Regions from separate parts of the Homo sapiens genome. Here region 1 is linked to region 2. The links are chromatin loops, found by intact Hi-C in ENCODE. Cell type or tissue: PC-3. All regions are shown on one strand. Links, peaks and the distances in the headings refer to the core of each region. The heading gives the core; the rest is flanking DNA.

What was found. A loop is a pair of places that touch in the nucleus more often than their neighbours do. Peaks named below come from ENCODE experiments on the same cell type or tissue, not always from the same donor. Only the 100,000 strongest peaks of a DNase experiment are listed, where the experiment ranks them.
Region 1: it touches region 2 in a loop (9-fold over the local background); 4 of 110 quality-filtered maps call a loop at or near these places.

Annotation. Positions count from the first base shown.
Region 1 is chrX:38,871,231-38,888,291 of GRCh38, forward strand. All of the region lies in intron 1 of LOC124905177 (a long non-coding RNA gene), which reads left to right. Among named protein-coding and RNA genes, the nearest start is that of MID1IP1-AS1, 76 kb to the left of the region's middle. RefSeq lists an enhancer at 8,565-8,614. In PC-3, for the core only: no CTCF peak of the experiment used is centred there; DNase peaks (open chromatin) are centred at 9,411 and 12,231; H3K4me3 peaks cover 909 bases; H3K27ac peaks cover 4,868 bases.
Region 2 is chrX:38,812,059-38,829,119 of GRCh38, forward strand. No RefSeq gene overlaps it. Among named protein-coding and RNA genes, the nearest start is that of MID1IP1-AS1, 17 kb to the left of the region's middle. In PC-3, for the core only: no CTCF peak of the experiment used is centred there; a DNase peak (open chromatin) is centred at 8,863; H3K27ac peaks cover 935 bases.

The sequences.
Region 1 (17,061 bases), core at 5,306-13,305, 59 kb after region 2:
TTGGCCTTTAAAATGAAATCATGAACTCAGTTGCCTTCCGGGTCCACCACTCCCTGGCTTTGGACAGCTGTTAATTCTCAAGGAGCCTCATGCTGGGTCTTTGTATGTTTAATGTAAACAACACCATTGTGTTTCAAATTCTGTTACAACTACCTTTGCTTCCTGTATTTGCTGAAAGTGGTGTTCTTGTTTTTGTTTTTAGTGGGAGTAGGGAGTCAAACTAGCCTAGGTGAAAAGTTTCTAAGTAACTCTGAATAAAGAAGTGCATTTTTCAAATGAAATGAAGGTACATGGAAGTTGGAATCATACAAAGGACATTGGACTTGAATTTGTCCTTAGATACTTAGAGACTGCAATACCTTTTCGCTGTTTTATGTTTAATTTTCTTCTGGTGTTTGTTTTGCTCCACTCTCCTGGAGGCTATTCAGCTGTTTTTTACTATGGTTCTGAGGACATTTCTGTTGCAAAAATTTATCAGCTAGGACCCTTTGCAAGTATTTAAAAACCCAACTCCAACTGTCTTAAGGGGTAGTTAGAGAAAGAGTGCTGGTTTGCATAGTTTGCATAGTTTGCATAGTTTGCATATGGTTGCATAGTTTGCATAGAAGTTCAGGGTAGATGCTGGCTTTAGGTAAGGCTTGATCCAGGGACTCTCGTGCTGTCACCAAGACCCATTTCTGTCCATCTGGAGATTCATCCTGACTCTTCTCCTTCAATTGGCTTTCTTCTCAGACTTCACAAGGCAACAGGGCACTGGCAATAACGTCTCATTATTTTCTCATTTTAAATTCTGCTAGTCCAATCAGAGGGAAGCTACCAGACAGGAGCTACCAGAAAATAACTCCCTTTCTCTTTCTTTTTTTCACACCTTGATATGAGAGGTTAAGCCCTGCCTAGATCATTTGGACTTAAGATCAAGGGAAGAATCTGTGTCCAGATAAAAATCTGGGTTGTTGTTGGAAGAGAGGGTAACGGGTACTGAGAGACAAACAGAGAATGTCCATAGAGAGACAGCCATCAGTTTTCTTCTTGGATGCTGTCACCCCCTCAGTAGGACGCATATGTAAATATACATAAGAAACAGCCAGTATTGGCAGCTACAGCTTCAAATAAAACAGGGACAAATCAGGAGCTTTTTTGGAATGGAACACCAAGAGGAATTTCAAAATCAGTGACAATACTAAGAGGGTGATGGAGGAAATTCCACTCTGGGTGGTGGGAGGAGGAGAAAAATGAGGAGAATCAGAGAACACAGTTCAAGTTGTTTGGCCATAGTATCCTCCAATACTATATAATAATATGAATAGCAATCCTTTGCAATAATGTGTATTATGACTTCAGAAACTACCTAGGTACTTTACACGTATTAATGCATTTGACTCTCACAATAACCCTGTGAAGTCAAAACAATTAATATTGTAATCATCCCCATTTTATAGATAAGTAAATCAAGGACCAGAGAGGTTAAACAACTTGCCCAAGATCACAGAACCAATAAGTGGCAGTGCTGGGATTTAAATCTTGGTGGCTCTTAACTCCCCGTATTATAGTGTCTCCAGTGTATGAAATGAATGCACAGAAATGGCAATACTCTGGTGGCCCTAGGGACAGAAACATGGCTAAGAGAGTGCTTGAGTCATTCTCTAAAGCTGGCAGCCTCAAGGACATAGGAGGATGAGGAACAAGGGAAGGAAAGTTCACTTCTTCATTATAGAAGTAAAAAGGGGATAATTATGTCCCACACAGCACAATAAAGTATCAAGTCTACAGACTACAGTAGAGTAGGTGAAATGTAGGGTGTGGATTAGCAATCAGAAGCCCTGGGTTCTTTGCCAGGTCAACCACTAACTCGTAGTGCAACTGTGGACAGGTCACTTAACCTCTCTGTGCCTCAGTTTTCCCTTCTGTGAATAAGGATGACTGTTGTCTTGCCTCCCTTCTTTTATCATTATGGAGATTAGACAAGATAATGTGAGATGAAACACTTTGTATAGAGAACTCATAATTATGCCTTCTATAGGCACTTAAAAGCTTATTTGCAGTAATTTATGACATTGCCATTGAGGTACTTTTATTTCTAAAAAGCCTATTTTTCTAAAGGATATTATATAGCATCTTCTAGAAATAACTTACCTTTTTAAAATTATATGTTCCATGTAGATAATTTAAAAAACAAAGATGAATACAAAGGAGAAAACAATGAAATCACCCAGAAAAATCTACTCAACATTATTTTTTCAGTTGATTTTCTATGCCTGTCTATGCTTTTTTTAAAGCGAATAATGTTTCAATCTAATATTTTTTCTTACATACATACACTCTTTATTTTTTGCTATCTACTTTTTTCCATTTAATGCATTATGAATATATTTCCTTGTCATTAATCTTTTGCAACAGTGATTTCCAAATTTTCTGACCAGGATCTGTAATAAAAAAATTTATATTGCTACTCAGTAGACACACATACATAAACACACATTTGCCCAATAGTTATCCTTATAATATATTGTGTATTCTGATATTTTCTATTCTATTTTATAATGAATTAGTATATAAGAGAATACACTATTTCATGATTCACTACTTGATTACATGAGCCACAGACAGATCATATTTTGTAGTTTGAAAAATATTAACCCACAACATCTATTTTGTTGGTTAGATGATAGCCCATTGTAGAGATTTGCCATAATTATTGAACAAATCTCCAATTGTTGGACTTTCTTATTATTTCCAATATTTTGACATTCATTCTTTTGTTTATTAAATCGTTAAACCAATATGTATTAAGTGTTTACTACATGCCAGGCACTATTCTAGTTGCTGAGGACACAGAGGTGAACTAGATATATTTGGTCCCTACAGTTAATGCACTTGTATCCTATGGAGCACAGGGAGACAGACAATACGCACATCTAGAGACCAGGAAATCCCAGGAGACTGTGATAAGAATTGATGGAGTGGGGTTACTTTAAGTGATGGTTGGGAGCTCTCTGAGGGCCGCTTTCTGAGGACTCTCTTAAATGCCAGCTCTCTGAGGGCTGGCATTTAAGCTGACACTATAGTAACAAGAAGATATTGTTGAAGTAATTCTTGAGAAAATCCGGGGTAAGAGAATCTGGGCTGGGAGAACAGCTAGCAGAAAGGTCCTAAGGTCGTTGAGAGCTTGGCACTTTTGAGGATCAGAAGGATGGCCTGTGTGACTTGAGAACAGTGAAGAAGGGGGAATGGCCATAAGAGATTAGTCTGGAGAAGTTGTTAGAGGGTAGATCATCCAGAACTTTCTATCACAAACATACTCCATCTTTGCTTACAACCGCAGTTAGGTAATGAGGAAAAAGTTCAAGAAGTGTCCTGAACAGCAGCAGCTGTGGGTGGGGAATGTTGGATGTCTGGGAGACTGAGAGCTGGCCCAGTTTTTTGAATGAAGGCCTCTGTGCTAAAGAGGATCTAAGGTTTGTTGGAGGAGCATGGCCCTGGCACAACACTTTGTCCTTTTCCAAGTAGGTCCTTCATAGGGGATTTAAGCAATAGAGTATTTTGTTTTAAATTCTGAGCTATTATTTTTTAAAATTTGTATTTTCAATAGCTTTAGGGGTACAAGTGGCTTTTGGTTACATGGATGAATTGTGTAGTGTGAAGTCTGGGCTTTAGGAGTGCCCATCATCCAAATAGTGTACATTGTACCCAATAGGTAATCTTTCATCCCTTATGCCCCATCTAGCCTCCCCCATTCTGAGTCTTCAATGTCCACTATACTATGTATGCCTTTGCATACCCATTGATTAGCTCCCACTTATAAGTGAGAACATGCAGTATTTGGTTTTCCATTCTTGAGTTACTTCTTGCTGCAAAAGAGATTATTTTGTTCTTTTTTAAGGCTGAGTAGTATTCCATGTGTGTGTATATGTATATGAATATATATGAATATATGAATATATATGTATATATACGAATGTATATATATATATATATATATGTATGAAACTGGATCCCTATGTATATACCACATGTTCTTTATCCACTCATTGTTTGATGGGCACTGAGGTTGATTTCATATCTTTGAAATTGTGAATTGTGCTGTGATAAACATGTGTGCAGGCATCTTTTTCATAGAATTGACTTCTTTTCCTTTGGGTAGATGTCCAATAGTGAGATTACTGGATCTAATGGTAGATATACTTTTAGTTCTTTGAGAAATCTCCATGCTGTTTTCCATAAAGGTTGTACTAATTTACATTCCCACTGTCAGTGTATAAGCGTGCCCTTTTCACTGCATCCACACCAACATCTACTGTTTTTTTTTTTTTGCTTTTGAACAATAGCCATTCTTACTGGGGTAAGGTGGTATCTCATTGTGGTTTTAATTTGCATTTCCCTGATGACTAGTGATATCGAGCATTTTTTTCACATGTCTGTTGGTCATTTGTATACCTTCTTTGAGAAATGTCTGTTCATGTCATTTGCCTACCTTTTTTTTTTTTTTTTTGAGAGACAGAGTCTTGCTCTGTTGCCCAGGCTGGAGTGCAGTGGTGCGATCTTGGCTCACTGCAAGCTCTGCCTCCCGGGTTCACGCCATTCTCCTGCCTCAGCCTCCCGAGTAGCTGGGACTACAGGCGCCCACCACCACACCTGGCTAATTTTTTGTATTTTTAGTAGAGATGGGGTTTCACTGTGTTAGCCAGGATGGTCTCGATCTCGTGACCTCATGATCTGCCCGCCTTGGCCTCCCAAAGTGCTGGGATTACAGGCTTGAGCCACCGCGCCCGGCCATTTGCCCACTTTTTAATAGAATCATTTGTTTTTTTCTTGCAGATTTGTTTGAGTTTTTTGCAGATTCTGGATATCAATCCTTTGTCAGATAGACAGTTTGCAAGTATTTTCTCCCATTCTGTAGATTGTGTATTTACTCTGTTTATTATTTATTTTGCTGTGCAGAAGCTTTTTAGTTTAATTAAGTACTATTTATTTATTTTTGCTTTGTTTCATTTGCTTTTGGGATCTTAGTTGTAAATTCGTTACCTAGGCCGATATCCAAGACTTTTCCCTTGTTATCTTACAGAATTTGTATGGTTTTGGGACTTAAGATTAAAGTATTTATTCCATCTTGGGTTAATTTTTGTATACATTTGGTTATCCAATTTTCCCATCTCCATTTATTGAATAGGGTGTCCTTTTCCCAGTTTATGTTTTTGTTGGCTTTGTCGAAGATCAGTTTTTTGTAAGTATTTGGCTTTATTTCTGGGTTCTCTATTTTGTTCCATTGCTCTATATGTCTCCTTTTATATCAGTAGTGTGATGTTTTGCTTACTATAGCCTTGTAGTATAATGTGAAATTGGGTAATGTGATGCCTCCAGATTTGTTCTTTTTGCTGAGGATTGCTTTGGCTATTTGGGCTCTTTTTGGTTCCGTATGAATTTTAGGATTTTTTTTCTATTCTGTGAAAAACGATGTTTGTATTTTGATAGAAATTACATTGAACTATAGATTGATTTGGGCAGTACAATTATTTTCACAATATTGATTCTTCCAACCCATGAGCATGGGATGTATTTCCATTTGTTTGTTTCATCTATGATTATTTTCATTAGTGTTTTGTAGTTCTTCCCGTAAAGATCTTACAATTTCTTGGTTAATTATGTTCTTAGGTAGTTTATTTTTTTGCAGCTATTGTAAATGGGATTGAGTTCTTGATTTGATTCTCAGCTTGATAATTATTGTTGTGTAGCAGTGCTACAGATTTGTGTGCATTGACTTTGTAACCCGAGACTTGCAATAAGGTTTTTGCTAATTTACTGCCTGGTGCTCAACACCTAGGGCAAGGCTTGACACATAGTAGGTGTTCAATACATGTCTGTGAAGCAAACAAATGAATACATGGACATCCCCCAGGCCTAAAGGCAAAGGACAGTGGTAATTTCTGACAAATCATTATTGCACATTCAAGTTTTTCAAATGTGACTGTCTATTCTCATGCAAACAGAGAAGAAAGGACTTTCATGTGATGAAGAAGAAGAGAGCATTTCTTTCAGCTCCTCTTTGGTAAAGTCACAAATAATCTCTCAAAAGCCACTATGTATTTATTTGGTCTTTTTTTTTTTCTTTAATGAAATGCCATGACGCTTCACCAGCTGCTTTTTGCAATGAAAAAAGATAACACATTGGGATTACCAGGAACAGATGTTGAAGAGGCCTAGAAATCTGATTTTTCCACATCAGGGACCCTGTTGTGTGCTGAAATAAATTAACAGGGTTATTGGAAGCTAGATGTTGGTTTCTTTGAGATTGCTTATTGCCTTGAAGAAGGGAGGGTGGGGAATGCCATCACAGGACAGCGCTGGAGGAGCCTCCAAAGGAAGCCTTTGCCTGCCAGGGTCTCCCTGCTGCTCTGGCACTAGCTCCATGTGACACAGCTTTCCCCTACTCTGCATGCTCATCCTCATCATAAACCCATGCCCTCGGTAAACTTGAATGGGGCAAGACAGACACATTTTATTCTGGTGCTTAATGAATGCCTCTCTTGACTTTTTTTTTGTCTTCTGAGTAAATGGCCTAGGCCTGGTGCTTTGAGATACAAAAACCATTTCAGTAATCCATATAGGGCAAAATATGTGGAATAAGGAGAGATCTCTGAGAGATCAACCAAATACCTCCCTAAGGAATTTGAACTCACAAGTGTGGTCACTGGGTAAGAAAACTGCTTTGATCTTCATTGATATAATTTTCCTTGTGGAAAGAAAGAGACATTCTATCTATGTGGGAAGATTTTCTTTCCCTTTTAACAAGATTGTTCTCTGTCATTTCTTCAGCTTTTAATTGAAGCATAATGACCATACTGGAAGTGCACAAATCATAACCATACAATTTGATAGATTCACATAAAGCCAACACAGCCATGGAACTACCACCTAGATCATGAGAGTGAATGTGACCGGCACTCTGGTCCTTTCCCCTCGTGCCCCTTTCCAGTCACCTCCCCCACGAAGGGTGGCCACTATCTTGTCTTCTAATACAATAGATGAGTTTTGTCTAGTTTTGAACTTAATATGAGTGGAATCATGTAGCATACACTTTTTTTGTGTCCAGCTTCTTTCATTCAACACATTTGTGAAATTCATCTATATTGTTATGTGTCGTTGTAGTTCAGTTATTCTCATTGCCATAGAGTCATACATTGGATGCATTTACCACAGTTTATCCTTCTTACTTTTGATGGGTATCTGGGTAGTTTCTAGTTTCTTTTACAGTTATAGCTAATGTTGCTTTAAACATTTCTTTCCATGAGCCTATGTACCCATTTCTGTTGGGTATATTCCTAGGAGAGAAATTGCTGGGTCATGGGTTTGTGTATATCCCACTTTAGTAGATGCTGCCAAACAGTTCTCCAAAGTGGTGGCACCAATTCACACTCCCACTGGCAGTGCACAAGAGCTCTGGGCTTCATTATTTTGCTGTTGTATCGTCCTCCCCTATGCCTCTATCTTGGGTAACTTTCAGCCACCGCCACTGTGAATATCTGAGTATGCCTTGGCAGGATTTCACTTGAAAAAGGCTGTTCTCTGGAACTGTCTTTCCTACTTTCTCTTAAGTACTTTCTGTAGCCACAGAAGTGCAGACCGCTTAGCATCTGCTCAAGTACAAAACTGATCTTTACATAATGCTGGCTGGGATTGGGGGAAGTGCAAGTAGAAGAAACCATTCTAGTCATTGAGCTTTGTTTTTTGGAATTATAGTCTTAAAATGTCTCTAATTCCCTGGATGTTAATGCTTGTGGAAGGAATAAGTGAGAGTTAAACTTCCCTTCTGAAAAAGAACATAAGCAGGTATTAAAAGAGAGTTATGAGAATCAGTAAGAATTATAGTTAAGGGTGGGACTGCCTGGATTCAAATCGTGGCTCCATCACTTACCATGTGACTTTAGGCAAATTACTTGAAATCTCTGCTTCAGTTGCCTCAGCTGCCAAGCAGAGAGAATAGTAACATCTATGTCATAGAGGTAGATTTGTGAGGACTAAATGGATTAATACATGTGTAGCTCTTGGAAGAATGCCTGTCATGTGGTAAGTACTATGTGAGTGTTAGCTGTAATGCCTATCTTAAGTCTTGAACCCTAGAAGCAGTTCCTGTGATGCCACAGAGTCATACATTGGGTACATATACCTACGCTGAAACTAATAGAAGTGTGAATTGGTGCACCCACTTTGAAGAACTGTTTGGCAGCATTCATTAAAGTGGGATATATACAAATCTATGACCTAGCAATTTCATTCCTAGGAATATACCCAACAAAAATGGGTACATAGGCACACGGAAAGAAATGTTTAAAGCAGCATTAGCTATAACTGTAAAAGAAACTGGAAACTACCCAAATGCCCATCAAAAGTCAGAAGAATAAACTGTTTTGTTCAAGTTCAGTTGAAAGAGTATTCTCAGGAGGGGGAAGGCAGGAAGCAGGACAGGGCATAGGGAGGAGCTAAGGATGTGGTTGAGCTGGAGCCCAGCTTTAACCTGATTCCAGGGTGGTTCTTGGGGCATAAATGACACCAGAGTTATCTTACCATGAAGCAAGGGGGTTGACTTTTTATACTGTTATGTCAGTCAGTCATTGGCTATGAGATGCTGGGGCTGGGGCACTTTGGACTGGGGACTCAGTTCCTGTTAGTTGAGGACAATCCTCCAGAGAAGGCTGCAGCTGTAAGCTCTTAGCAGTCAACAGCTCACAGCAGCTGGAAGCTGGGTGCACCTGCCAAAAAGGGGATCTGGGCGGGGCAACAACACTGTTTATTTTTCATAGCCAGGTTTTTATTGTAGTGACATCAGAAGAACTGTAAGGCCAATGATAAAGCAAGTCTTTCAGAGGTAAGGCACATAGCTTCCTGGGCATTCTTTTTCAGGAGCAGGAATGTCCACATGTGCTCACGAGCCCGAGAAGTCTGTACCTGCAGATGAGTGATGAGCTCGTGAATGTACCTGCTCCTCCAACAGCAGTTGCCTCCGTATAAGCTTAAAGCATTAAGGCTCCCCTTGTCATCATGTTCCTTCCACTCAAGCGGCCCCTCCCTTAGCCCTGCTTCTTGGGATACTTACCTTTCTAGACCACTACTTTTAATCTAAGTTTTTCTCTGCCTTCTGACCATCTCTATTCCTATGAGGGAAGTGAAAAGAAATGTACAAAATACATCGTCATTTATTGGAGGCTCACTGGCTCCTTAGTCTGTTTGCTTGGCAGTGAAATGTCACCACACCAAGAGCTCATGACTTAATCAGCATTTATATAATCTGCCCCTCTCTTTGGGAGATGAAGCCAGTGAGCTCTGCTAGATGCATGTTTGATTTCTAGAAGGTATTTCTGCTGGCCGTGACTCTCTCAGTATCCAGCTCTCCACTTGCACTGAACAAGGCAACATTAAAGCAAGCTGAGTCACTCTGTAGACAAATAGGAAGCCACTTACTTCCCTGTCTCTGCACCTAGGGAATGCTGGGAGAGCCGGTGAACACCCCAGCACTAGTGGGGCTGGGAGTTTTAAAGTACTACATGAAAAAGCCAGACTCACACTAACATACACATTTCTTAATTTCAATTCAACAAAGTGGGAGAGGTGCACATCAGCCTACCTGGGAGGTAAAATCTGGGAAAGGAAACTAGAATGTACAGTGGCACTAAGCTGAAATCTGCAACATGTACCATTTTCAAGCATTGGTTTGTTAGATAGTAAGTAGTTTGCTCATTCATTCATTCAGCTGGTATTCAGTAACTATCCTCTATGTGTCAGTTTCTGTGCTCCATGCTGGACCTATCAAGGAAATTAGCCACAAAACAAATAATTGTAATTGTGATAAGTATTATAAAGGGCCAAATCCAGTAGGAACTGGGAGCTCTAGCATATTGCTTACTACTACCAGGAGAGAAGTTGGGAAGATTTTTAGCATAGGGACTGCTACTTCTGACACACATGAAACTTTGTGGGTTCATCAGAAGGCCAAAACCAAAAAGGTTAAAAAATTAATTTTTGGACTCCAGTGCTTTGCATGCAATGAATGACTGCACAGATGCCTGCCAGTTCATTCACACATTCGTTTGACAAACATCTGAACACCTCCAGGACATACCAACTGGACAGACTCATTTTTGATTCTTCAGGTATAGCCATGTGCCACATCATGACATTTCAGTCGATGACAGATTGCATATACAATGGTGGTCCCATAAAATTATAATGGAGTGATATGATGGAGTAGGCTATACCATCTAGGTTTGTGTATGTAAACTCTATGATGTTCACACAATGACAAAATCGCCTAATGTGCATTTCTTAGAGTGTATTCCCACCCTTAAGCGATGAATATCTGTAGTAACATTTTTGCATTCTGCATCAAGGGCATCATCCCTTTCTTCTATCCTCCCTGGGCTGCTCTGCTCAGATATACCTGAAGATCACCTGGGTAGGTTAGAATTTAAAAGAAAACCCTGATGGAAGAAGAAAATGATTCCATCAAGAAAAATTGTTAATTGTGTTTTCTAAACCTTTTCCCCAAGGAGGTTTTCAAGCAAGCGGTGAATTTTCATGTGCAAAGCAGGAGGGCTTGTTTATGTCTTTAACCTTGATGAACAACAGGAGAGCTGGCCAATGTTCGTGTGATTGTTGGTCACTACGTGACTCAGTGGTCAAAACAAAACCCATGGGACCTGACTCCTGAGGCCTGTGCTTCACTATCAGCCATAACTTCCTCATTTCTTTTTATGGCTGGTGGATTTGGCCCTTTAAATAGCATTGCATGAAGCTAGCGCAGTCAACAGTTCAGGATTTGAGCTAAATGGAGGCAGCATAGGCCAGATAGGTAATGTAATACAGTAGCACAGCAGCAGCAAGAGCAACAGTAATGATAGTGATAGCAGGAGTAGGAGTAGTAACCATATTGTGTGTGTTGTGCACTGTACTTAGCACTTGTCCTCATTATCTTATTTAATTCTCTCAACGGTCTCAGGATATATGTACAATCAACCGTCCACATCCATAGTTCCATATCTGCGGATTCAACCAAACTTGGATAGAAAATATTTTTTAAAATAACAATACAAATGTAAAAATAATACAAATTTTAAAAACCAATACAGTGTATCAATTGCTTTGGGAAACTGAGGTGGGAGGATTATTTGAGGCCAGTAGTTTGAGACCAGCCTGGTCAACATACTGAGATAACATTTACACTGTATTAGGTATTATAAGTAATCTAGAGATGACTTAAAGTATGCAGGAGGATATGCGTAGGTTATATGCAAACACTAAGCAATTGTATATAGATTTTGGTATCCATGGGAGGTTCTGAAACCAATCCTCCACATATACCAAGGGACAACTGTGTTAGTATTATTGTTCAATAGAGGTCAGCTAACTTGCCCAGGGTTACAATGGTTTAAGTGGCAGACTCAGAAGTGGAATCAAGATCTTTCTGACCGCAAGATTTATTTTCTTATTTCAATTTATCATCTCTCAAGAAAGTGAGCTTTGGGATAAAAGAAAAATAAAACTGCCAGTTAAAGCTCTATGAACATGGTGAGGATATTTAAACATTTTGTCCTTTGGTTTTCTTCTCTGAAAAATGAAAATAGCTCAGAAGAGTTGTGAAAATTAAATGGATTAATTAATTTAAAATCTCTGGCACATAGTAGGCACTCAATAAATGTTAGTTTCCTTCCTTTTTGAGAAAGCCACTTGGATTCCTTTGCAGGATGGAAATCAAGGAAGCATTAGCTCAAGTTGAAGCTTTTCAGAGATCTGAAACTAATACTGCCTGAGTTTTTCCAACTCAGGAAGGAGGCTAGTGAAATATCACAGCCCTCAGCCAGGTGGCCTGTTACTGAGTAAACCCTGATGGGAAATGGTGGCAGGGGACTACTTCTGTTACACAGGGTAGCTGATATGCAAACATAAGTCACTGTATTGCCATATAAAGATTTAGTTCATAACCGTGTGATACTATAGTTACTTTGAGAGAAGAGAACTAAAAAAACTCAAGCTGTAGTCCAGTGAAATTGTTCATTTTTGGTAAAAGAGATTCTGGCAGTTTGAGACTCCATCCCTGGTTGATTGTTGAAGCTTCCAGAGAATGAGTCCAGTGACTCCTCATCTCCTGTACTATGATTGGGCACTGAGTCACACTCCCAACCCCACCCTGGCCCTCTATGGCACTCCCCAACTGGCGTTCCTGCAAGCTTTCCAAACCAGGGTACAGTCATACTTCCCACAAACCTGCTAAGGGCTTCCTGGGACAGCGGATGCTTGAGGAGTGCTTGGTCAAGGCCTAGGTTTAAGTCGTGGTTTTGCCTCAAGTGAGGGATAACTCTCAGCAGTCTTGCTCATAAGTCTTTTTGAAGAACCAACTTTTTTTTTTTTTAACTTTTAAGTTCAGGGGTACGTGTGCAGGTTTGTTATATAGGTAAACTTGTGTTTACCTTGTGGGTTTTGTTGTACAGATTATTTTGTCACCCAGATATTAAGCCTAGTGTACCAATAGTTATATTTCCTGATCCTCCCCCTCCTCCCACCCTCCTTCCTCTGATAGGCCCCAGTGTCTGTTAGAACCAACTTTTCACTTCTTGAGTATCTCTATTGTCCGTTTATGTTCTTTGGCTTATCTTTATTGTTTCCTTCCTTTTGCTTTCTCTGAATGTAATGTGTTGTATTTTTCTTCTTGGAATGAATAATGAGATCACTAACTTTTAGCTTTATTTCCTAATTTATGAATTCAAAGCTATAAATTTCCCTGTAAGCATAGCTTTAACTGCACCCCACAAGTTTTGCTATGCTATATTTTTATTACCACTCAGTTCAAAGTTTTTTTCTAACCTTTATTGGGATTTTTTTTTTTACCTGGGAGTTATTTAGAAGTATAATACTTAAGTTCCAAATATTTGAGGATTTTCCAGTTATATATCCTTAAATTGCTTTTTAATTTATTCTAGCTGTGGTCAGGGAACATACTCTAAGTGATCTCAATTGTTCAAAATTTATTCGATGTGCTTTATGGCCCAGCTATATATAATTTTGGTAAATGTTTCATGTACACTTGATATATATATATATATAATATATAGTATGCAATATTAAACATATGCACAAAATATATCAATTAAATCAAGTTTGTTATTTGTATGTTTCAAATCTTCCTTATTGTTTCAATTTCGTGCCTGTTGTTTTTTTCTTTCTCTAACAGTTGTGGAGGGAAATAACTAACAAGGCAGAAATTGTAACAATAATCCAGGTCTCAGAATGAAGTACATATACCTACATTTTGCATTCCTTGGAATTCTTTTTCCATAACTTCCTGCTAACCAGAAAGATGTGAATTTGGGAAAGGTGGTCCAAAGGCTTTCTGTTGGGCTTGTATTTTCAAATGTAAGGGAGTTGCCTTACAATTCCTCACCATGATTGTGAATTTGTCTGTTTCCTCTTTATTTCAGTCAATTTTTGCTTTATAGTTTAAGGCTACATTATTACATACATATAAGATTGTTTTATCTTCCTGGTAGACTGTGACCCATTTAATCAAATGTCTATCTTTTTTCTTGAGATAGGGTTTCACTCTGTCACCCAAGCTGGAATGCATGATCTTGGCTCACTGCAGCCTCCATCTCCTGGGCTCAAGCAATCCTCCCACCTCATTCTCCTAAGTAGCTAGAACTACAGGAGCACGCCACCATGACTGGCTAATTTTTGTATTTTTTTTGTAGAGATGGGGTTTTGCTATGTTGCCCAGGCTGGTCTCAAACTCCTGGACTCCAGAGATCCACCCACCTTGGCCTCCCAAAGTGCTGGGATTACAGGCGTGAGCCACTGCACTTGGCACAAATGTCCATCTTTATGTCTTGTAATGCTTCTTCCTTTAAAGTCTACTTTGTTTGCTATCGTTACATCTACACCAGTTTTCTTTTGGTTAATGTTTGCATGGCATAACTTTTTTCATCTTTTTACTTTCAGATTTGCTGTATCTTTATACAAAAAGGCAGGGCATCGTGTCAAATGCCTAAAAAAAATGTCGGGCTCACTTCAATGTGTTTGCCTTCTCCCTGAGATCTTGACTTCTCCAGTTGTGGCCTCCTGGGTATTCCTGAACTCCAAGTTTTGCCTCCCTGGGTTGTGAGACTTCCAAAACCTCCATTTGGCTTCCTAGTGTCTCAGTTGCCACTCTTTTACTTGGTTTTTTAGACTCGTGACTCCAAGCCTCTTATGAATCAGCAGATTCATCAAGGGGAAAATTGGGTTCAAAATGCCAGATTCTTCTCAATGCATTTCCTTTCTCTACAGGATGCTGGTCTTTCAAGTCCCTGCTGCTTTGGAAGATCTCTGAGGCCTTCAACCACATTCTTTGTATTTATGTCCTACTCTTCTACTTGTTCTCTGTGGAAGAGAGACAGAGGAAAAAAGCTACTGTAACCTTATCCTAAGTGGATGCCTAGGTGAACATTTTGGATGGTCACTTAACCTAAGTCTCAGTTTCCTCATTAATAAAATGGGGGCACATGAGACATACCTCATGAGGTTGTTTCGAGGCTTAAATATACGTTAAATGTATTTTGTGAGCCTAAAAGATATTTAAACACAAGCCGCTATTACATCTTTACATGATTGAAGTTCCTGAAGGAGACCTGTAGTGGGTGTCTATACAGGGCAGTTGGTTCATGTGGCCAGGTCTACTTGGGGATGTGAATGGAAGTTTACTTCTTCTGGGAACTTTGATTGTTAATATTGTTGGATTTATCACTCTTTAGTGAAACAAGTTACTTCCTCATGGTGGTAAGAAGTCCCAGAACACTGTTCCAAACACTTTCCCAAAGGCTCATCCTTGAAAACCCAAGGCCATCAACAAGCCATTGGACTACCCTTTTTTCAAATACACATCTTTCTGGCAAACAGGGGATTCTTCTAAAATAATTTGAAGAAATGAAAAATACCAGCTTACGTGCTTCACTCTGAGATCATTTCTGTCCTGTTAGGTACAATCTTAGGGTTTATCCCTGACTTTTCCCCCTGAGCAAGTCTTACTCAGCTCAGGTGATATAAGACAGTTGCACAACTTATTGGTCTTTTTTGAGTAAATATTTGCTTGAGCTTCAGTTCTTTTTATCACTGTCCTGACAGTTCTACATTTACCCACAAGTTGTAGAACTCTCTGGCTTTTTCTCCCTGTGCAAGATCAGCACCATCCTTGTAACAGAAAGATGCATTTGTCCATCACTTGAGTGATCTTTTTGAGAGACCACTTTACCTCTTCTCTACTGAGTAGTGGATGATAAGACCTACTTCTAGTCCATTCCACCTGGCATTTGAAATATCACCTTTTTATACCCATTATCATATCCACTATTTAAGGAATCTCAGCATCCTGATGTCTTTTTGTCTATAGGAAACCTACTCTGACTCAAATCTGCCATTAAAGTCTGAACAATGCAGCCACTGATCAGGCCTCAGACAGGCTTGACTTACACATGTTATCTCAGAGGGATATCAATGTGATTCAGGATCACCCACTAAAACCTGAGCTCCAACTAGCCTTTTGAATTGGCTGACAAGCTCCTTGCCTGCCCTGATGGAACAGAACACCAGACACTATGGGGGGAAGTGAGAGGGAAAGTTCTAGTCTCTAAAGCCATGGTTTTCATTTGGGAGTTATGGGCAGTAGGGAAAACACTTCTACAATGCAAATTCCAGACTATACCTTTGGCCTACTAAATCAGAACCCAGGGTGGAGGCAACCCTTCCCCTTTCTTCTCCTTTCCCTATCCAAAGAAAAGCCATGGTAGCAAGGCACAGAGGGGGTTGAAGTGCCTGTGTGCCAGGGTCATCAAGAGAGCACTGGCATCTAAGGGTGGTAGGTTTGCCACCATTTTGACTGTGCCAGGGCTCAATAGATAGTCAAGAATAAAATTATTGGACAGCAAAATTCCTGGGTGTAGGAGACATAGTGCAGCTATACTATTTATTCACTCTGCATCTGGAAGTAATTGATTCAATCTCTTAAACAGCAATTTCTTAAATAGGAAGTGGGCTAATGAGATAGGTGTTTGGTAAAAGTTTAGTGCTTGACAAGTTGGTTTTTGTTGTTGATGCTATCAACAGCATTCTTCAAATGATGAAGAATTAGATGTTATCATCTTCAGTGCCTTTCAAGATTCCAAATGAAAATTGGCTGACTCAAGGTTGATTTGTACTAAACACTTCCTCATTATGCTAAACAGACGTCTCATGGCCAAGTTGGTTTGCCCTTTCTTCATTCTCAATATTTTAGGAACGCATGTTTACAATTTTTTAACTCTCTTGGAAAGAAGTTTGGTAATATGTATTAATAGGCTTTAAATGTCTCTTCCTCAGACCAAGGAAATTTTTAGACAGCTATTTTATTTATTTATTTATTTTATTTTTTGGAGAGATTATCACTTCTATTGCTTTATCCATACCATCTTACATATGACCAATAGGAGAATTTCTATTCCCTAATAGTGAGAGCTGGTTTATCTCACATTCTAATAGTAGGAAACTCTATCTATGATATTTCCAAATTTGCCAGAATCCGTGTCCATAATGATAGCTTCATGGCTTAGAAAATTCTGATGTGCCTGATTCTGAACAGAATTTCCTACAGTGAATTTCCTACAGTGTACCTTGTTGCAATCATATTATTCTTTGTAAATTGGCCATACATTTTGGTATAAAAATAATGAGAACCCCATTCCCTGATCATTCAAGATAACTGAGTTCACCACCTTATGGAGCAAACACAATCCCAAATGGATTAGACTTTCAGCACTAGTTGATAACTATTTTAATATGAATTGGTTCTTCATCAGCTCTCATTTCTTTCTACTAAAAGATTCTGAGGAAGATGGAAAGCCAAGCTTGGGTACACAGAATACAATACCTTTGTTTTACTTGGGGTGATGATGTTGTTTCAGGTGGTCCATTCCCAAAATATATCCACGAACCCCAGATTAGATGTTGATGGCCACTCAGTCCTTCTTAATAGCAATGAATGGAAATGGGTTTTACCAAGAAATTTCAACA
Region 2 (17,061 bases), core at 5,240-13,239:
ATACCTGACAGAACTTGCTGGGGCCTTGTTTCTCCCTTCTTAGATACCTAATTGAGGAGATTTCCTGTTTGGTAGTCAAGGAAAGATGAAAACGAAAGTACCACATTGCTGGTTCTGACCAAGGTATTTAAAATTGTCCAGTTGTTCACAATGCAATATTAATTTTAACCCTGCTTTAAAAAATGAAATGTAGACATTGTGAAAGAATACATACATGTTCTATAGTAGCCAAAGTATGTGTAGAATGCAAGGAGCGTGGTTAGTGTAGATTAGTCATTCAAAAGAAGGTGTAGTATTTTATAACATCTAATTGACATTGCAGCTTATAACTCACAGATGCTTTGAGGATATAATTTTGTTTCTGTTGTGATAAGTGCTTGTTGATAATTTCTTCATAGCTTAAATGTTTTTAGGGAAGTGCCAATTTAGATGGTTAAGTCTTGTGTTGGGGTCTGGGAGGAATCTCAAGAACCAGCAGCCCTTTTCTTCTAGTGGGTTTGGGAGCAGAAGAAAATGCCTGCTCCCTGCAGCCATATTGGCTCCATGTGGAAAAAAGGAGGCACCAAGACAAGCCTGTCTAATATAGTCTTTCCAAATTTTCCAGATGTGGTTCTTCACTCCCCCATCCTGGGTCAGTGTGAGTAACAGGAGTGATGGAGAAAGGCAAAATATGTTTCAGGACATTCCTGGCCATTGGAAACCTGAAGAGTGGGGAGAAATTGTTCTCTTCTGATAGCCAGCTGTGATACCTTTTTCTCTGACTCGAAAGGCAACAAATATTAAGTAGAAGCATATGAAATTGCCATTTTTGTTGATCAACCAACATGGTCATTTTGTTGGTCAACCAAAATGGTTGAATGCTCCCTGATTTCAGCAGTTAGATACCCCTCTTGTGGGTGTGCTATAGTATTTTCCCATCATTTTATGAAACTATTTTTCACTAACTCAGAGTTGGCCTGATGTTGAGGTAGAAGGGGTAGGGGACAAAAGGAGATAGGGGGTGGGGCAGGGAGGATATTATATAAAGGAGACAAATAGAATGGAAGAAAGAGGAGGATATACAGATAAAGCGAGGGAATGAAAAAGTGGCAGAGAGTCTGTGGCAAATTGTATTTTCTAAAACTGGATGCAAAGTTATTTCCAACCCTACATGTACTTCTACAACCTTGCCACCTTCCTTCAAGAGGTAGAATCTCTGTCTCCACCAATCAAATTTAGGTGGGGCTTTGTGGGCTGTCTTGACAAAATGAATGTGGCTGTCACTTCCAAGGCCAGGCTATAAAAGGTGGTATATCATCCTCTTGTATGAGATGTGTGACTCAATATTGAGATGCTGGCTCTTGGAACCCAGCTACCATGCTGGAGGAAGCCCAGGCCACATAGAGAGGCCACCTGTAGGTATTCCAGCAGACTGCACCACTGAGGTCCTAGCCAACAGGCACCATCAACTGCTAAACATGTGAGGATGCCTTCAAATGATTCTAGCCCCCAGCTTTCAAGCCACCCCAGTTGATGCCAAGTAGAACAGAGACAAGCTGTCCCCGTTGAGCCCTGCCCAAATTTCAGACTTATGTGCAAAATATTTTTATTCTTTAAACCACTGAGTGGTTTGTTACACAGCAATGGATAACTGGAACAGAGACATTTTTTTCCAGATTTCAGGAGAGTGTAGAACTAAATGGAAACAATTGAAAGTAGAATGTAATCTATGGAGCAGGATCTGTTCTATCTCATTTACCTGAGTAGCCACTTATAATAAACCTGGAAGCTTTGGAAACATTTATCTAATGGCTGGCATTGAGAACAGAAGGATTTGAAGTGATGGATGATGAGAGAGGTGCTCAAAGTAACATTTTACAATGCTGTGAAAACTCAGCATGGTAGGCAGAATAATGGCCCACCACAGATGTCCATATTCCATTCACTGGAACCTGTGAGTATGTTACCTTGCGTGGCAAGGGATAATTAAGGTTGCAGATGTGATTAAGGTTGTTAATCGCCTGACCTTCTGATAGGGAGATCATCCTGGATTATGGCCTTGTATGGGTCCTTGATGGACCCAATGTAATCACAAAGTCCTTTAAAAGATGGAAGTAGGAGGCAGAAGAGTCAAAATCAGAAGGATGTAGCATGAGAATGACTCCATTTGCCATTTCTGGCTGTGAAGATGGAAGAAGGGGCCATGAGCCAAGAAATGTAGGCAGCCTCTAGAAGCTGGAAAAGGCAAGAAAACATTCTCCTCAAAGCCTTGAGAAGGCGTGCAGCCTTGCCAACACCTTGATTTTAGCCCAGTGAGACCCATTCTAGACTTCTGACTTCCAGAACTGTTAGATAATAATCTTGTGTTGTTTTAAGCCACCATGTTAGTGAGAATTTCCTGCAGAAGCAATAGGAAACTTATTTTAGTTTTCTATTGGTATCTAGCATATGGCCAGGAAACAAAAAGGTTATATATTCTTGGCACCTAATCCATTTGTTGCCTTTTGGATGGTTAAAATAGAATTTCTAGCACAACAACCTATTGAAACAGTACTAAAAGGTCCTTTTTGTCTTGTTTTGTGAAGGAAACTTGATTTTTCTTTTAAGCTCTAATCTTGGTGACAGTGGCTCTGCATAAAAAGATACTACTTATGGTGCTGTCATTGTATTACTAAAAACCTTGCTTCAAATATAGCAGCACTATTTATTATGTATTTGTGATTAAGATCTTAGACCCAACTTCTCTTTCTTCATGCACCATTCTTACTTCTTTCCTTTCAAAACATTTTGTGATTCTTTTGTGTAGCATTTATTTCTGTAGCCTCCATTTCATTATTATTTTTGTTTTTTATTGCCATATAATTGCACATAATAAATGCACAGATATTACATATATAGTTTAAGTTTTGATAAATGCATACAGCCATGACTAACACCTCAAAGTACAGAACATAACCTTCACTTTAAAAAAGTTACTGCATCTTTCTTTCTTTCTTTCTTTCTTTCTTTCTGTCTCTCTCTCTCTCTTTTTCCTTCTTCTTTTCTTTTTTTTTTCTTTTTTCCCGAGATGGAGTCTCATTCTGTTGCCCAGGCTGGAGTGCAGTGGTGCAATCTCGGCTCACTGCAACCTCCTCCTCCCGGGTTCAAGCAATTCTCCTGCCTCAGCCTCCCGAGTAGCTGGGATTGCAGGCATGCACCACCACGCCCAGCTAATTTTTGTATTTTTAGTAGAGATGGGGTTTCACCATGTTGGCCAGGCTGGTCTTGAACTCCTGACCACATGATCTGCCTGCCTCGGCCTCCCAAAGTGCTGGGATTACAGGCATGAGCCACGCGCCTGGCCTTTTTTTTTTTTTTTCCTTTTTTTTTTTTTTTTTTGAGACAGAGTCTTGCTCTGTCACCCAGGCTAGAGTGCAGTGGTGTTACCTCGGCTCACTGCAACCTCCGCCTCCCAGGTTCAAGTGATTCTCCTGCTTCAGCTCCCCAGCTGGCTGGGATTACAGGTGCCCGCCACCACACCCTGCTAATTTTTTGTATTTTTAGTAGAGACAGGGTTTCACCGTGTTGGCCAGGCTGGTCTCGAACTCCTGACCTCAGTCAGGGTGATCCACCTGCCTTGGCCTCCCAAAGCACTAGGATTTCAACTGCACCCAACCCCCTCATGTTCCTTTCTGATCAATCATCCTCCTCACCCCATCTCCCACACAACCACTGTTCTGATTTTTATCTTCATATAATTAGTTTTGGCGGTTCTTGAACTTCATATTAAGAGAGTCGTACAGTGTGTTCTCTTTGATGTCTTGCTTCTTTCACTTAACATAATATTTTTGAGATTTACCCATGTTCTCGCATAAGTCAGTAGTTCATTCCTTTTTATTGCTGAGTAGTTTTCCATTTTATAAACGTCCATGACTTGTTTATTCATTCTTTTGTTGATGGACATTAAAGTTGTTTTCATTTTTTTTTTTAGCTATCATGCACAAAGCTGTAAATAATATTCTAGTGCAAGCCTTTCTTTTTTGTTTTTGATAAATGCATAGAAGTGAGATTGCTAGTTCAAAAGATAGGTATGTATTTAACTTTATAAGAAACTTCTTTAAATGAAAAACCTTACACAAATTAAATTTAGCAGAGTTTAATTGAGCAGAGAATGATTTGTGAATCAGGCAGCCCCTGAACCAGAAAGGGTTCATTCAGAGAGACTGGTGCGCTGCCGAGTGGTTGAAGATTTGTGGACAGAAAAAGGAAAGTGATGTTCAGAAAATGGAAGTGAGGTACAGAAACAGCTGGATTGGTTACAGCTTGGTGTTTGCCTTATTTGAGCACAGTTTGAACAGTTGGCCACCTCTGATTGGCCAAAACTCGGTGATTGGCAGGAGAGTAGGTTGCAGTCAGTTTACACATCCAGTTAGGTTACAGTTCACTATGTAAAATCTTTAGCCTGAACTTAAAATGTGTCAGGAAGCAGCTTTAGGCTAAACTTAATTTAACACTGCCAAGGAGTTTTCCACAGCTGTTATAACATTTACCCTCTCACCAGCAATGTTTGAAAGACGCAGTTGTGCAGCCCCTTTGTTGATTAGTGGCTCCTCACCATTGATTCCTTACCATTGGGACCTAGTACTCCTGGCTCTCATTGAATGGTGATGAGTTAGTCTGGAATGCAGCATAAAACCTTTTCAAAGGAGGGAAGCATATTAGATATTGTCTCAGTGAACATAAGGATCATAATAAGAGAAGTGGTGTTTGCTAGTTGTCAATTAAATATGAGGGCCAGGGAAGGCAGAAAAAAGAAATCCTTGAGGAAAGAGCTTCTTTTCTTTCACCTGATTTGTTCTTTAAGGCTTTATAAGACACTGCAACTAATTTCTGGATTGTTCTGACTGGTTATTTAATCTGTAGATTTTCCAGGCCTTTCTTTCTCCTCTTTTTTCTACCTTCATTTACTTCACTGCTTGTTAGTATATGCACTGATGAAAACTCACACTAAAAGCTTTACATTCTTGTTGATAACACTCATAAAGACTTGTAAAGACCATAAACTCAAACTCAAAGCAATCATTCCTGAACTAGGCCCTGCAGGAATTGGGAAGGAGGCTAAAGGAACTGGACTGGCTCCCATCCCCCTCCCCTCCCCACTGCGATTCTGGGAGGCAGAGTAAACAGGAAGTGGGGTATGAGGGGGAGGAGTAGCTGGGAGAGACACTCCAGAACAGTCTGCACATGCTCAAGGCAAACTCAGAAGGAACAAAGTTTTAAAACAAAGGCCCAATCCCTCCCTCTCTCCCTTCTCTCTTTCCTTCCTTCCCTCCTCAGCCTGTTAAGGTGCAGTGGAATCAAATGCAAGAACTCAGATGTGGTTCCAGGAATTTTCAAGCTCACTGCAAAGACGGAGTATAGACAAACAATTTAGCAATACCATGAGAGAGATAATGGAGTTATGCTGGGCTCTGGGAACATGCAGGAGGAAGCTTGCAAGGTCAAAGAGTCTTCACAGAAGTGGTACTTCATTCAGCAAATATTTATTTAGCACCTACTTACTATATGCCAGGCACTGGGCTATGTGCTGGCAATGATAGTGAACATTACACAGTCTGTACCTTAAAATGCTTATTGTCCAGAAGAGGTTACAAACAAGCAAAGAGGTAGTTACAATGCAGCCTAATAACTGCTATGATGGCTGGGTGCTGGATACTCAGGAAGGGCCCCAAATGAGGACTAGGGTTTGAGGAACCATCTCTTGGCAAGTAACCTCTGTGCTGAGATCTGGGGGAACAGTGTGGATTAACTAGGTGACAATGAGGTTGGAATGGATTCTCTGGGGCTGTGTCTAAGAGCCTGGGAGCAGCGATGGGCAGAGGGTGAGAGAGGAAGGCAATACATGAGCAGAAGCAACATTATGAAGAAGGCTTAAAAATGTGTGAAAGACCTGCTTCCTGATAGTATGTGCTGAGAAGGACCCATCACTTCTGCCAAACATGCATAACCTAAATTTAATCACGAGGAAACATCAGGCAGATCCAAATTGAGAGGAATTCTACAAAATATCTGATCTATTCTCTTCCAGAATGTCAAGATCATGAAAGGTAAAGACAGAGGAACTGTTCTAGGAGAAATAGACACTTAAAGAGATAGGAAAATGGAATGCAGTATGTAACACTGGATTAGATCTTGGACCAGAAACATCAACATCTATATGTATATTTACACCTCTTTTGCTATAAAAGACATAATTTGCTTAATTGAAAAATATGAGTAAAGTCTGTATTAAATAATGATATTGTAGCAATGCTAATTTTCTGATTTTGATCATTGTACTGCAATTGTGACAGTTATTTTTCTCATTTAGAGGAAGATATACACTGAAGTATTTATGGGTACAGGGCATTGTGTTTGCAATTTATTCTCAAATGATTCAGAAAGAAAGCAATGAGAGGGAGAGAAGTAAAATTAGATATTTGGGTGAGGGGTATATGGACAGTTTTTGGCACAGTTCCTGCAACTTTTCTGTAAGCCAGAAGTTATTTCAAAACAAAAAGTTTTAACAAACTGTGCTCAGTACTTTATTCAAGGACAATAGGAAGTGGTAGGCCATTGGAGGGAGCTGTGCTTAGAAAGATGTCTCATGCTGCAAGGTTCAATCCAGGGAAGACTCATCACCAATTTGAAGGCTCTTATAATAATGCAAGTGAGAAATGATGCTGACCTCAAACAAAGTGGTGGCTGTGGACAAAGAAGTGGATAGATAAATGAGATAGTTAGGAAGTAGAAATCAAAGCACATGAGGGGACTTTATGGAGATTTTAGAGAGAGAAGAGTCAAGGGTGGCCTTTGGGATTCTTCCTGGGTGACTGAGTAGGTCTATGTCGAATGCGTGAGATAGCACTAAACAAAAGAGTAGATTTTAGAGGGAAGGATGGTTTTAGTTTTAGACATTATCCCCAAACTAGCTCTGGCTGCAGCCTTTCTTATCTAGGTTGATGACAACTCCATCCTTCCAGTTGCTCAGGCTTAAAACTTTGGAGACACCCTTGATTCCTCTCTTTCTCACAATCCACGTTCAATTTGTCAGGAAATTTTGTTGGCTCTGCCTGCAGAAAATATCAAACATCTGACACTTCTCACCACCTCCACTGATACTATGCTAGTTCAAACCACCATGATATTTCACCTGATCTCTTTGCATCTATGCTTTTCCTCTACAGTGGCCAGATGGATGTCACTATTTTAGAAGTGATATGTCACTCCTCTGATCCAAACCCTGCACTGATGCCTCATATCTTTCAGTGTAAATGCCTTCCAAAGGCCTTCCAGACCCTTCGCAGAATGGCTTCAGTACTGCTCTGATCTTATCTCACACTCTTCCTCTTGTTTCCTCTGTTTCAGCCACATTGATGCCCCATGCTCCAGCCCTTGAGCCCTTGCTCTTGCTGCTCTCTTTTCTGGAACATTCTTTTCCCAGATATCAAAGTAACAGAAAACCCCAAAATAACAAATACTTAAACAAGATATAATTATTTCTCACTCTTCGATAAAGAAAATGTGAAGTTAAGCTATCTGGGAGTGCTATTGTGGCCCTGTGGTGTGCCATCCAGCCCTGGGCTCAGAAATTTATGCTTCCATAGCCTCAGTACCTCTCCTTAAGGATATTTCATGGCACAAGATAGATGCTGGAGCTCAGGATATTACGTCTATGTTTCAAGCTGCCAGCAGAACAGGTAGAAAGAAACAGAGGAGTACTAAGTAGTTGCTTTCAATTGAGACAGTTTCATCATAAGCAGCAACTTACTCACAACTGATAATTTAAAGGCCTTTGGAAGGAATTTGGCTTTTACATTGAGAAACTGTATTTAGTTGCTATGAAGGCTGGGACATGCAGTTGTTTAAACAGGTGGCAACAAGCCCTGATAAAAATTAAAGTTGTGTTACTAAGGAGAAAGAGGAGACTGGATATTGGCATAGGTAGCTAGTAGTGTTTGCCATAGATCTTTTGTTTTTCATTTTGATGGTCTCACCATTCCCATATCCCCTGACAGCATGACCACAGGGTCTGGTTCCATGTGACCCATCTTCACTGTGGGAAATGGGTGGTGGGTAGCCTGGGTTTTGAGCCACACTGGTGAGGTAGTAGGAAGAAAAGACAGGCTAGGGTAGAGGATGTGGGAAGCCTGGACATGTAGGAAATGGGAGGAGAAATAAATGCAGGAATGAGGGCTCTGCTCTTTGATTAATTAAAGCTAAACTGAAGTTTTAATCTTGCTCCTGATGTTTATGCTTGTTTCTTTTTCCTCTGTAACCATAAACACTCAGGGTGGTCTCTTGGTGATTTAGCATGACAAGACCTAGTTGTTCTGCTGGGCCTGGGTATGAAATCTGTCCATGTTCAGAGTTTCTAATATTTTTCATTCTATTTTCATTTTCATTGCAGGGAAGGACATTGATAATGCTTTCTAGCCATGTGTGAAGTTTTGCTGCAAAGAGGTAAAAAGGACTTACAATTACAGTATATTTCAATAATATATTTTCTGAGGCATAAACTTTTGTGGGACAGAAATATGTACTAAATTTATTTATTTTAATAAACTAGCAGAATTAAAGGATTGCAGGAATTAAAACAAATAAAACCCAAGCGATCATGTCCTAGAATTTGGCATGTCCATAAATAACTTTTAAAAAGAAGGCAAAATATACATATTACAATATATCTCATAGAAAAGACTTTAGGGATATCCAACATTCTCCAACCACTGGTCATCTCTGCCTGAGTGACAGGAGGACTCTTATTTTTTGTTGTCTCATTTTAAAATTATTGATTTGTATAATTTTTAAATGTACATAAAGCCCCACCCTTAAACCCAAGGCAGGACAAATAGCTAAGGGATGATGAATATTACTCAATGAGGAGGCAGCTAACACGTGAATGCTTTTGTGGGACACAAGCCATGCAGCCTGTGGCACTGCAGTGGTGGCACATGTGTTGGAGGTAAGGGGAGCCCGTACTTATCCCAACTCTTGAGTTACCAAGAAACTCTGTTCTAACTTGGTACAAACCAACTTTGGGGGAAGTGTGGTATGGTCAAATAGTTTCCTATTCTATTGTAGGGGTAATGGCTAAGCAGAGGCCCCTGTGTTTTTCTAATAAAAAGCCCAGGGCACAATAATCAGATTGTTGCCAACCCAAATAATTAGTTCTAACATTTCCGACTTACCTATTTTGAGAAAGACTGGAGGAAGAATAGAGATCTTTAAGGTGACGAACACTTGGAAATGAAGATTCTTCTAAACCTCTAAGGCAACAGTAATATGGACACCTGGCAAAACATTTAAATGTATGTTAAGTATTTAGCAAAATAGGAAGGTAAACGATGGGGATTAAATACTGAACTGTGGAGAAATGGAGACAGAGAAGATGAGACAGCACGATTGGTGTAGAAGGCAGCTCTCATGATGGCAATGAGACTGTGAGGAGCACAGCATAGCTGAGTAGGATGAGCCTGCTGTTCAGGAAAGGGAGGGAGTCTATGCACATGGTCAGAGCCATGGTCTATGAGACTAGAGGAAGGGAGAGAGTCTAACTCAACATGTTTTTGTCTGGAAGATGCCTCTCAGAAAGGTAGAAATAAAGGTCTTGATGTCTGGTTTTTTGTTTTTTTTTTATTTTTGTAAGATCAAACACATTCCTACCTCAGCAAGCTAATTCCTTTCCCAAAGATGTGTTTGTAGTTCTGTGGAAATAGCCTAATTCTGTGATATAATGCCTGGTAGGAATTCTAGCCTTTTCTCTATAAAGGTCAGTTTCTCACTAGCAGTTCTTCTCTCATGGAAACAGAGATCTGATGATTATTCCAAGAGAAAATAATTGTCTACATTTGTTGATTTAAGCATTTTGCCAAAAGAAACCATTTCTTCTCTCAATTGAGAAAATGGTCTCATCTAAAAAATCATTATTTAATATGGTAGAAATTTTCATTTCAAGATGAGACTATGATTCTGTGCATTCATGGGCACCATGTCTTGATAGGTCATGACAACATGAGCATCCGTGTTAAATAAGAAAGAAGCCCTTTGATTGGACATTATGTCTTAACTCAGGTAATAATGTTACCTCGGCCGGGTGCAGTGGCTCACACCTGTAATCCCAGCACTTTGGGAGGCTGAGGCGGGTGCATCATGAGGTCAGGAGATCAAGACCATCCCAGCTAACATGGTGAAACCCTGTCTTTACTAAAAATACAAAAAATTAGCCGGGTGTGGGGGCGGGTGCCTGTAGTCCCAGCTACTCGGGAGGCTGAGGCAGGAGAATGGCGTGAACCCAGGAGGCGGAGCTTGCAGTGAGCAAAGATCATGCCACTGCACTCCAGCCTGGGCGACAGTGCGAGACTCCATCTAAAAAAATAAATAAATAAAATAAATAAAACTAAAATAAATAAATAAATAATGTTACCTCTATGTTAATAGTAGGACAATTTATTTATTTAGGCTGTTTTAACAATATAACTATCTTTACTCATTCTGGGCATCATGGTTTTTAAAATATGGTTTATTCAGATATGTTTGCAGGTATTATATTTTTATTCAACTTGAAAGAACAGTGTCTTTTGTTTTTAAATCATGAAAGTTAAAATTTACAAAAATAATCCACTGTGTTACTTGACTCTGATATTTTAATCACCTAAGTCAAAAAAGTCAAGGTTGCTCTCTCGTGGCAAATATAAATTGCAGATGACCTTGCTGTTTATTTCTATCTATTCATAGGATAGATTAGAGGTTTTACAAAATCTTCAAACTAAGAGAGTTACTGAGGTGCATACTATTAAGGTAACATGAAAAACGTCACCACTCATAGGTTTTCCCCCGGTTGAAAAGCAGATGAGTTTATGACTTTAAAACAATCACCCGAATAAGGGATGTATCTCACAGAGGGATATTGTGTGGGAAGAAATGTGTCAAATACTGAGAAACCAGATATAAAAAGAGTAATATGATACATGGAGAAGAGGTAAATATGTTAATCTTGACTATATGAAAAGTAATGACCTAAGAGATGACCTATTTATCCCTTAGGAAGAGGACCGATGTGCTTTGCTAGAATGAAGCTTTCTCCAACAATAGTTGTATCCCTTCTCAGCTTCTTATGATGGTTTCACACTAAGGTGGCATATATTTCCTGGAAATATTTCTTTCTTCCCAAAGCAATTAAAAATGCAGGCTCACTTTTAAAAGTCTCCTATGAGAATTAACTTGCATATGATACTTAACAACTTAGTAAACATTAAAGTGTCATAATGATGCTGAACCTTACAACAGGGGTACATAAGTCTACCTGAAGATAAAGATGTAAAAGGGAATGCTAAATATTCATCAGATTGTAACTAAAATCATAATAATAAGACATATTGGTATTATAGTTCTTATAAGTTAAGTAGTAATTCTATGTAAGAAAATAATTTAAGAAGTGCTTCTAATCTAATATTCCACCTCCCCAGGATTACTTGGAAGTAAGTTAAAAACCCTGATGAAAAAGTTGTTTATATAAATGTATGCAGTATATTATTTATGTGTGTATTGAAAGCCAGACAATGAAATTCATAAAAGATTAGAGCTAAAATGAACCTTAGGGATCACCTAGTATATTTTCCATCAACTAATTTGTGACAAAGGCAAGACTAGAATTTAGGTCTCTCAACTTACAGATCTTTTTCTTTCATTACATTGAATTCTTTGTTGTCCCTATTTAAATTATTTAATTTGCTCAGAAAATTAATAATTTTACCATATTATTTTACAATTTTATCCTTGGAGATGAATTTCTAAAATTTTGGGGATATTAGTTACTGGTTTCTATGGGAAGGGATCATTTCATAATGTGTATAATAAAAAATTTTTCAGGCTAAGAAATAGGTTTGTTTACTTCACACATGGGCTAGGAATGCTTACTAGCAAGATAAATCTCTACTTTTTACATTGAAAAGATCTTATTTTTATTTTATGAGTTTTGTAAACTTTTTCTTCCTTGATGGTAATTTTGAGCCCCTATATAAATCAAAAATTAAACTCTCAAACCTATTGTAAGAGCGTAAACATTCAAAGTTTTGGTACTACAACTTTAAGGAAAATCTAAAGTCCTTTCTTTGTCGTTGTCTCATTCAGATCATAATAAATATTTCATTCCCAATTTAATGGATTTGGCTTGGAGGTGCCTTACATAGCCATATTGTAATGTTCGGGTTTGGTTTGTTTTAAAAATTTATAGCAGTTCCAAGCAGAAGTTAGATCTGTTCTCACAACTGCCAATACCGCAGGCCATTTTCTATAAACATCTTCTCAAAAAGAAATCAAACACACACTACCCAAAGAACCAGAGACACAGCTGTTTCTGGTTCTGATCTTAAGAGCCATCAACTTTTGCTTGGCACAGTGCAAGTGAGAAGGGAATTGATGAAGTCTGATCACCTATTCCAAGAAGTTCTGCCTGGGGATGGAAAGAATGGAAGAGGATGTCTCTGACATCACCTTCTTATTTAATTCAAAACTTATTTCCTAGCTGAGATGAGAAAGTAGAAGTAGTGAGAGAATCCATATAGTTCAAATAAGATAAAATGCCATTTATTTTGTCTTTCTTTTTTTAAAAAAATATAACCCCTTTGAGTTAAATGTATACTTGCCATATGACCCAGCAATTCCATTTGTAGGTGTTCATCCAAGAGAACTAAAAACATATATCCACATAAACACTTCTACACAGTTTTCATTTTATTCCTAAAATCCCTAAACTGGAACCAATCTAAATGCCCATTAGTATAGTATAGCCATACGATGGAATACTATTCAATAAAAAAGGAACAAACTACTGATACATAACACAATATGGATGACCTCCAATATTATGCTGAGCAAAAGAAGTCAGAGATAAAAGAGGAAATAAAGCAAGATTTTATTTCTATGAAGTTCAAGAACAGATGAAACTACTCTCTGGAAGAACACATAAAAATAGTAGTTTTCAAGGACAGGTAGTGGGGAAATTGATTGAAAAGAAGCACAAGAAACTTTTGGGTTACTGCTGTGTCTTGATTTGGAGTAGTGGTCATGTGAGTGTATATCAGGAATTTCTCAATCTTAGCACTACTGACATTTTGGTCCGGATAATTTCTTCTTGAGGAGGGCTGTCCTATGTATTATTGGATGTTAAGCAGTGTCTCCAGCCTCTACCCCTTTTCTATTGTGACAACCAAAAATTTCTTCAGAAATTGTCCCCTGGGTGGCAAAATTACTTCCAGTCGAGAACTACTGGTGTAGTTCCTCAATCCCCATCAAAGTGTACACTTAGGATGGGTGCGCTCATTTTACTGTATGTAAATTATACCTCAATAAAGTAAATAAAAATAAGCCCTTTTGGGGAAGGGCTTATTTGGGCAAGAGTAACTTTATAGTGGAGAAATCTAACAAACACCTTCGCAGCCAGGTGAACAAGGTCAACATCAATAGTGATCAGTCATGTTGACAGTGTGTACCTTTGATGTGATGATGAGAAGAGAATGACACTTTATCTCTGTGGTCTTCCTTACAAAAATACATAACCGCAGTCTAATCATGAGAAAAACATCAGACAAATCCCAATAGAGGGGCATTTTACAAAATACATGATTAATACTCCTCAAAACTGTCAAGGCCATCAAAAACAAGGGAAGTCTGTAAAACTGTCACAACCAAGAGAAGCCTAAAGAGACATGATCACTAAATGTAATGTGGTACTCTGGATGGGGTCTTAGGACAGGAAAAGGATAGTAGGCAAGGAAACTAAGGAAACCTGAAGAAAGTATGGACTTAGGTTAAAAATAATATATTGGTCAGACATGGTGGCTCACTTCTAGAACCACAGCACTTTGTTTATTATTATTATTATTATTATACTTTAAGTTCTAGGGTACATGTGCACAATGTGCAGGTTTGTTACATAGGTATACATGTGGCATGTTGGTTTGCTGCACCCATCAACTTGTCATTTACATTAGGTATTTCTCCTAATGCAATCCTTCCCCCAGCCCCCCACCCCCCGACAGGCCCTGGTGTGTGATGTTCTCCGCCCTATGTCCATGTGTTCTCATTGTTCAACTCCTACCTATGAGTGAGAACATGTGGTGTTTGGTTTTCTATCCTTGTGATAGTTTGCTTAGAATGATGATTTCCAGCTTCATCCATGTCCCTGCAAAGGACATGAACTCATCCTTTTTTATGGCTGCATAGTATTTCATGGTGTATATGTGCCACATTTTCTTAATCCAGTCTATCATTGATGGACATCTGGGTTGGTTCCAAGTCTTTGCTATTGTGGATAGTGCTGCAATAAACATACGTGTGCATGTGTATGTATAGTAGCATGATTTATAATCCTTTGGGTACATACTCAATAATGGGATGGCTGGGTCAAATGGTATTTCTAGTTCTAGATCCTTGAGGAATGGCCATACTGTCTTCCACAATAGTTGAACTAATTTACACTCCCACTCAAAGTGTAAAAGTGTTCCTATTTCTCCACATCCTCTCCAGCACCTGTTGTTTCCTGACTTTTTAATGATTGCCATTCTAACTGGTGTCAGATGGTATCTCACTGTGGTTTTGATTTGCATTTCTCTGATGGCCAGTGATGGTGAGTATTTTTTCATGTGTTTTTTGGCTGCATAAATGTCTTCTTTTGAGAAGTGTCTGTTCATGTCCTTCGCCCACTTTTTGATGGGGTTGTTTGTTTTTTTCTTGTAAATTTGTTTGAGTTCTTTGTAGATTCTGGGTATTAGCCCTTTGTCAGATGGATAGATTGCAAAGATTTTATCCCATTCTGTAGGTTGCCTGTTTACTCTGATGATAGTTTCTTTTGCTGTGCAGAAGCTCTTTAGTTTAGTTAGATCCCATTTGTCAATTTTGGCTTTTGTTGCCATTGCTTTTGGTGTTTTAGTCATGAAGTCTTTGCCCATGCCTATGTCCTGAATGGTATTGCCTAGGTTTTCTTCTAAGGTTTTTATAGTGTTAGGTCTTACATTTAAGTCTTTAATCCATCTTGAGTTAATTTTTGTATACAGTGTAAGGAAGGGATCCAGTTTCAGCTTTCTACATATGGCTAGCCAGTTTTCCCAGCACCATTTATTAAATAGGGAATCCTTTCCCAATTTCTTGTTTTTGTCAGGTTTGCCAAAGATCAGATGGTTGTAAATGTGTGGTGTTATTTCTGAGGCCTCCGTTCTGTTCCATTGGTCTATATATCTGTTTTGGTACCAGTACCATGCTGTTTTGGTTACTGTAGCCTTGTAGTATCGTTTGAAGTCAGGTAGCATGATGCCTCCAGCTTTGTTCTTTTTGCTTAGGATTGTCTTGGCTATGTGGGCTCCTTTTTGGTTCCATATGAACTTTAAAGTAGCTTTTTCCAATTCGAATCACAGCACTCTGAAAAGCTGAAGTGGGAGGATCACTTGAGCCCAGGTGTTGGAGACCAGCCTGGGCAACATAGTGAGAGCCCCATCTCTACAAAAAATTAAAAAGGAATAATATATTAATATTGGTCCTTAAATCCCAGCCAATGTACCACACTAACGTAAGATGTTAATAGGAGAAACTGTGTGTGGAATATATGGGAACACTGAACTTTCTATGCAATTTATCTGTAAATCTAAAATTATTCCTTTTTATTGAATCAAATTAAATCCTACTCAGCCCTAACATGACCAGAGCAGGTTTTAAGATCATTCATGAGATCAAAGGACTAGGTGTAGATGACAATGACTTAATAAAATGCTGTTTTCATGTTTGTGGTTTGCAGTATTATGAACAAAAAAACCCAACAAACTTACCAAAAAGCGCAATCTGTAGATTTCAGAATGCTATATAAGTTCAGTGTCAACTCTAAAAGGGTTTGTTTATATAAAAAATTTCATGTTAAAAATTAAGCCCCTTGATAGGTCATTGGATGGGAAGAAAGAAAAAAAATTTAAAAAAAGCCCTTTTAGAATTGACATTGAGTTTATGTAGCATTTAGAAATCTACAGACTTGTATGAACAACTACATGCCAACAAATTGGAAATCTAGAAGAAATTTTTAAATTCCTTAAGACATGCAACCTTCCAAGATTGAACCATAGAGAAATAGAAAACTTGAACAGTCTTCAACAAAATAAAGGCCATATATGACAAACCCACAGCTAATGTCACACTGAATGTGGAAAAGTTGAAAGCCTTTCCTCTAAGATCTGGAACTAGACAAGGATGCCCACTCTCACCATTTCTATTTAACATTGTGCTGGAAGTTCTAGCTAGAGCAATTGGGCAAGAGAAAGAAATCAAAGTCATCTAAATTGGAAAGGAAGAAACTGAATTGTCCTTCTTTGCAGATGACATGATATTATATAGAGAAAATCCTAAAAGCTCCACCAAAACACTAATAGGACTAATATTTCAATTCAGTAAAGTTGCAGGATAGAAAATTAACATATAAAAACCAGTAGTGTTTCTATAAGCCAACAGTGAACTATCTGAAAAAGAAATTTTAAAAAAGTCCTATTTGCAATATGTACAAAAAAAACCTTAGGAATAATTTTAACCAAGGAAGTGAAAGTTCTCTCCAATGAAAACTATAAATCATTAATGAAAGAAATTCAAGAAAACACAAATAAATGAAAAAAATCGCATGTTTATGGATTGCAAGTATTAATATCATTAAAATGTCCATACAATCCAAAGCAATATACAGATTCAGTGAAATTCCTATCAAAATACCAATGACATTCTTTATGACAATAAAAGAAATCCTAAAATTTGTGTGGAACCACATAAGACCCTGAATAGCCAAAGCAATCGTGAACAAAAAGAACAAAGTTGTAGGCATCTTATTACTTAACTTCAAATTATACTACAAAGCTATAATAACCAAAACACTGTGGTCCTGGCATAAAAACAGGCACTGACCAGTGGAATAGAATAGAGAACCGAGAAATACATTCATGCACCTACAGCTAACTGAATTTTGACAAAAACACCAAAAACACACATTGGGGAAATGACAGTCTTTTTCAATAAATGGTTCTGGGAAAACATGCT